2 separate regions of the Mus musculus genome follow, and region 2 is linked to region 1. Evidence: chromatin loops called from intact Hi-C (ENCODE). Cell type or tissue: gastrocnemius. All regions are shown on one strand. Links, peaks and the distances in the headings refer to the core of each region. The heading gives the core; the rest is flanking DNA.

Evidence for each region. Peaks named below come from ENCODE experiments on the same cell type or tissue, not always from the same donor. Only the 100,000 strongest peaks of a DNase experiment are listed, where the experiment ranks them.
Region 2: it touches region 1 in a loop (3-fold over the local background); 2 of 42 quality-filtered maps call a loop at or near these places.

What each region holds. Positions count from the first base shown.
Region 1 is chr11:19,713,136-19,716,052 of GRCm38, forward strand. No RefSeq gene overlaps it. Among named protein-coding and RNA genes, the nearest start is that of Gm39602, 28 kb to the right of the region's middle. In gastrocnemius, for the core only: a CTCF peak has its summit at 1,370 (motif pointing left); a DNase peak (open chromatin) is centred at 1,483; H3K4me3 peaks cover 928 bases; H3K27ac peaks cover 1,422 bases.
Region 2 is chr11:19,613,736-19,616,652 of GRCm38, forward strand. It overlaps Gm39601 (a long non-coding RNA gene), which reads right to left. Exons shown (of 5, transcript XR_872268.1): 4 at 2,191-2,335; 5 at 79-457. Among named protein-coding and RNA genes, the nearest start is that of Gm39601, 3.5 kb to the right of the region's middle. In gastrocnemius, for the core only: a CTCF peak has its summit at 1,484 (motif pointing right); no DNase peak of the experiment used is centred there; H3K27ac peaks cover 143 bases.

The sequences.
Region 1 (2,917 bases), core at 177-2,676:
GAAAAAGTCTCAAACAATAGACAAATAACCACACACACATCTTTTGTTGAGTTTGAAATGTGCCAAGTTGGCGGTAGGGGGAGAGGTTCGTGATATTCGAGGGAACATATTGTCCCTGTTACAACCAGCCCACGTTCACCCGGGCTGCCAATTATTCCCCAGCCGCCATTTTCTTCCTGTAGATTGATCTCCTGCTCCAGGCTGTTTCACACCCGTGACTCGGAAGCCTCCCTTGTGGCATGTTGGCTAATTAAGAGCAAAATCCATCTCTTGATGAAATAATGCTGCCACTGAAAAGGAATTCTACTTTTTTTTTTTAATTCCTAATCAGACTGGAAGGAGCAGTATTCTAACACTTGTATTAAGCATAGGAAAAAGGTCTATAGCTAGCAATTAGCGATGATGAAAAGGACAGCGATTTAAAGCATGTTGCGGTGACATTTTTATCAAATTAAATGAGTTTGCTAGACCACCGACTGCATATGCTTATTGTCATTTACTGTTTGGACAGAAACACATCAGCCACTGGGTATCAGGAGGTGCGGGATTTAATAAGTCGTTTTGACACTGGTGCGAAACGAACCGATCAGGAGTCTGAGGAATGAGTTCACACTCTGAACAGACAGGCAGACATTCTAAGCATGCGAGGTGATACCAATCAACAGGAAGAAATGGTGGGCGCGGGGTAGCAGCAGGCAGCGATGGAGGCAGCGGCAGAGGTGCGCACAGGAGCACCGCACTGCCTGCGCAGGAGACACGAGACCCCACACACACCCACGGAGTCTTGAGTGAGCTCCACGGAGCATACGAAGGGGCAAGCACTTCAGTCACGGTTTGAACAGCATCCGTTCTAGGCAGTAGAGGCTTGCATTTATAATTTAAAAACCTAGTTTCCTCAGAACAATTACAGGAAGACAGATGATCAGTCTGCACATCTGGGTGTGGTTTGCCCCTGCACGTTTGAACACACCATCAAGTTCTAAAGAAATAACAACAAAAATCCTCCCCCTGCTGAGAAAACCAAAACTCTCTTTTCCCGGTCTACCTAGCAACTTGCTTGCTGCCTAACTATCGTAAGGAGAGCTAGGAATACTTAGTTTAAATTTATCGTGGCATGGTATGTTGCTTCCAAAGGTCTTGCTTGAAATATGAGATTCTAGCATGCCATTTTGATACTCCCAGAAGCTATTTCTGTCCCGGGAGAGAGCTGATACCAATGTCTTAACCGTGTACCTGGCATCCGAGTTAAAACATGCAAGAGAGTCGATTACCAATTACAGCTTAAGACACACAGGTGTAATTGAGAGCCTAACAAAGGTGGCTGGTAATTAGCTTCTGGCTTCAGAAGTTGCTAATGCCATCTAGTGGAAAAGGTAAATTTGGCCATTTGCACATCAAAAGCAGCCTTATCCCAGACCCTGTGGCCTTGTGCTTCAAGTCTAATCTCAAATCTAAAAAAAAAAAAAAACCCTCAGAGCTTCCATAAAACAAGAGCAAGTTCCAGAAAATAAGACTTGCCCAGCATCCCCTGGAATGAGCCAGCTCCCCTGCAGTGTCCACTGTGGTCGGCCTCTCAGCTTTCTTCCCCATTAGCAACCAGACTTCAGAGCCGGTGGCAGGAAAGTTAATGTTAATTATGAGTTTTACAAGGCTGGTAGTTCTTTTTAAATAAATTCTGAAGTTTTTATTTATTTATGTTTATTTTGGGTTTTTTTTTTTTTTGGTTTTGTTTTTCTGTTTTCTGTTTTTTATCTAGAACTTAGTTCAAAGAAAGTGTGAATTGCAGGCTTAAGCCTAGAAGTTGCTCAAGTTCCAGCCAGCTCTCCATTCCTGCACGGATTTCTACAGAGAGCTTCTGAGTAAAGCAAGCATTTGGGGACTGTGGACCTCCTCAAACGACTCCCATGCGGCTTGAGCCATGGATGAGACTGTGCCTTGGGAATCAAAGGTACTTTGAGTACCGTGAAAACAAACAGTGGCTCGTATTTCATTGTGTATATGGAGCTGGGCAAATGTCCACACATCTTTTCCTCCACATGACTGTCCCAGGGACTCTTCCTGAGAGCATGGTTTGGGAGAAACCACTAGACAGAGAATCAGAAAACCCCAAGTTTCACAAACAAGCGTGAAACTCATCTACCCCTTCGTCCCCAGCTTCCCAGTCAGACAACAAACAAGTCAAAGCTCTTGCTGGGCTGTGGTGGCACCTTTGATCCCAGCACTGAAGAGGCAGGGCTTGCTCCACACAGTGAGTTACAGGATAGCCAGAGCTACACAATGATCCTATCTCAAAATAAGCAAAACAGACACAGCCCTTTTGGAACTGAGGAACCACAAGCTCAAAGTCTGACTGTCTCAAAAATAAGTTAGGTCAAACTAAGTTTTAAAACGTTTTATTCTTTAAAACTCACTTGTTTGGAATTTCAAGTCTAAACTTCAGATCTTCTGTCTCAGGATAGCAACTGGATTTAAAAGAATGACTTTATTATAGCTATTTCCTGTAAACAGTTGTTTAAAATATATTTTTGTTTTAAACTGGCACATAATTTTAGGTGTTCGTGGAGTACAGTGTGGCCACCCAGTGTTTGTGTGCGATGTGTGGTGATCTTATCAGAGTGGCTGCAGTCCACTACCTCAGAGAGTTCTCCTTCATGCAACATTAAAGTCCTCTCCACTAAGAATTTTGAAATAAAAGTAATTATTTTTACTGAAAGTTACTTGATTATGAGTTTTGTAGTAAACACCATTGTTTAACCCATCCTTGGCTTTAAAATATCAACTTGTTAAAAAGAGGAAAAAACTACAACTTACATGAACTCTACTTCAATCCTTAAAGATAAAGCTGTGTTTCTAATGCTTGAAGACTGAGGTAGGAGGATTGTGAATTGGAAGTGAGCCTGAGCCTCAAAGTGAGAGC
Region 2 (2,917 bases), core at 160-2,659, 99 kb before region 1:
TGTTACTTTACTAAGAAAATGGTGGCAGAGCTGTTGAAGTCCTCGAACCAGATTGGATAAAAAGAATCTGAAAAGAGCCACGTGGTTACTGGACGCATACATGTTCTTTCAAAGGCAGCAAGCACTAAACACCAGATTCACACCAAATGTGTTCTCTAAGGAATATGTAGGCATTTACATCAAGTTCAAGTCTCAAAGCTATCCAGACACAGTCCCTGCTCTTTACCTCTTAGCACTCAGCCGGCACTCCTTAGGAAACCTCTGCCGCCATAGTAATGATCTCCATACCACCCCACGCCCGGCTTTGTGGATTGAACCATGGCATTCAACAGCAGTAGGTGTTCCCATCAGCTACTGTATCAAAGGTTGAGATGCTCTCTGGTATGCCACTTGTTAATGCAAAGTTCACTGAGAGAAGAGGTAAACATTTGATTGACATGAAATGTTCTCCCTGCTTCTAAGAAAGAAAAAAAAAAGATGCTTAATTAAATGTTTAATGTTTATAGTTCACATAATAGCTTTAGGTCAAATTTATGATGTGCTACACCTGTGGGGTTTTTTTTATACTATATAGACTTTATAGTTCATTGAGATTTCTTATATAATCAATGTATACAGTATATCCAAGCCAATTTATATGACAGAGCACATTTTTATTCTTTAAAAGTATGATAAAGGTTTATAGCGTCTTTGCTTTTATGGGGTATTTTTGTCATGTCCATGATTTATTTAATAGTAAGTGCTTGGTCAAGATTGCAATGCTCAATTATGACATTGTTCTTATGGGAAAATGTGACTATTTTACAATAGTTTCCAGGAATGGATTGTGGTCAATGCGCACGCATGTGCGTGTGTGCGTGAGTGTTGTGCACATATCAAGCCCCTTCTCTATCTGACATGTGTCAGTAGGCAAATTCTTTCATTGTGCAGGCTTGGAGAGACACCTGAACTTTTTAGGTGCTCTGGCCCATGACACAGGAATGTGATGGAACAGGACAGGTTTCCTAGGGTGACCCATGAGTCCACCATATATTGAAAGAATAAAGACCACTCTGGCCTCCCAGCCACCTTTCCCCTACATGTGTAGCCATGTCCTGGCTCCTGGACATTGTTTGCAAGTGCATGATAATCCATTTGCCTACTCCAAATGGACTTATGGGAGGCCAACTATGGTAAAATGGCTTAGAAAATAATCCACAGCACCAAACTTTAAGCAAGTGTGGCTTCACTGTGACTCCGGAGTCCTTTAACACACCTGATTCCCAAAGTGCCTACATTTTATTTACAAAGGTTTCTTGTCTTCAGCACAGATGTTCAATTCTCCCAAAAGGATTCCCTGAGCAATACTATTTATAACACCCAGAAAACCACATAAATAGCAGTCTTGGAATTGAAAAGTACCTCCTCGGTCATTTAAAAAGTACTATCTCCCTTTTTAATTGTGTGTATAGGCAATGGGGGACACATTGTGAATGTGAATGTAGTTCCCACAGAGGCCAGAGGAGGGCGTTGGAGCCTCTGGAATTAAGGTACAATTGGTTTGAGCTGAAACACTTGAGATCCAGGAACTGAACTCTGGTCCTCTACAAAACAGAAAGTTCTCTTAACTTATGAGCCATTTCGTCAGCCATCCTGTCCCCATGAGGAAACACAAGATTTCACACTATATCCTAGGCTGTTATGGAACTCACTGTGTAGCCCAGGTAGCTCTCAGCAATTCTGTCTTGGACTCTCCCGTATTAGTATTATAGTGATTTTAATATGTCAAGTAAATAAGAAAAAAATCCCAGCTGGGCGGGTTTAATCCCAGCACTTGGGAGGCAGAGGCTGGCGGATTTCTGAGTTCAAGGCCAGCCTGGTCTACAGAGTGAGTTCCAGGACAGCCAGGACTGCACAGAGAAACCCTGTCTTGAAAAAAAAAAAAAAGAAAGAAAGAAAAAAAAGAAAGAAAGAAAAGAGAGAGAGAGAGAGAGAGAGAGAGAGAGAGAGGAAGGAGGGAAGGAAGGAAGGAAGGAAGGAAGGAAGGAAGGAAGGAAGGAAGGAAGGAAGGAAGGAAGGAAGAAAGGCCCCATGTTTCAGGACATAGCATAGGACATAGTGGGAAACTTCTAATCTGCCTTCAAAGCTCTAGGACATTAAACATGGAACAAGAAGACACCATGAAGCTATAGAAACTCGTTTGCCACTCACCCTTTTGTATCTCTGGCTATTGAATATCTGTTTCCTCTTCCTGCAGGGAGAGAGGTCCACAAGACTCTAGAACAGCAGTTCTCCATCTGTGGCTTGAGGTCCCTCTGGGAGTCCCAGTGACCCTTTCACAGGGGTCCTAAGACCACTGGAAAACATAGATATTTGCATTACAATTTATAACAATATCAAAAGTAGTTATGAAGTAGCAGTGAAAATAATTTTATGGTTGGGGGTGAGGGGAGTCATAACATTAGGCACTGTATTGAACGGTCGCAGCATCCGGAAGGCTGAGAGCCACTGCCATAGAAGCTAACAGCACTTACAAGAGTCAAGAAGCTAATGAAGGTACAGATTGATGCTCTCCGCCTCCCCACACACACCTACCTAAGGGTCTAACAAGCTAAGGAAAGGAGACTCTGGTCAGCCCCACTGCATGTAGCATTCATACTTCATCACCCACGCTGTGGTGAGCTTTTTGATGGTACAGCTATATGTAAACCCCTCATCCATGCTCCTGTGAGTAACTCTAGTAAATTCCCTGGTTCGTTCACGAGGCTAGATTGAAGTGAGTTGCTTCTTTGGTCTGTAACTGTTGAACAAGTAGATGTGCATTTTATCTCCCTGGTCAAAGTCACTCAGCACAAGCTTAAGCAAGCTCAGGACGGTTGCTTTCTTTGTTTGATCAGGCCACAGGGCCTGCTGTGATTAGCAGCGGTAGCAGCCACAT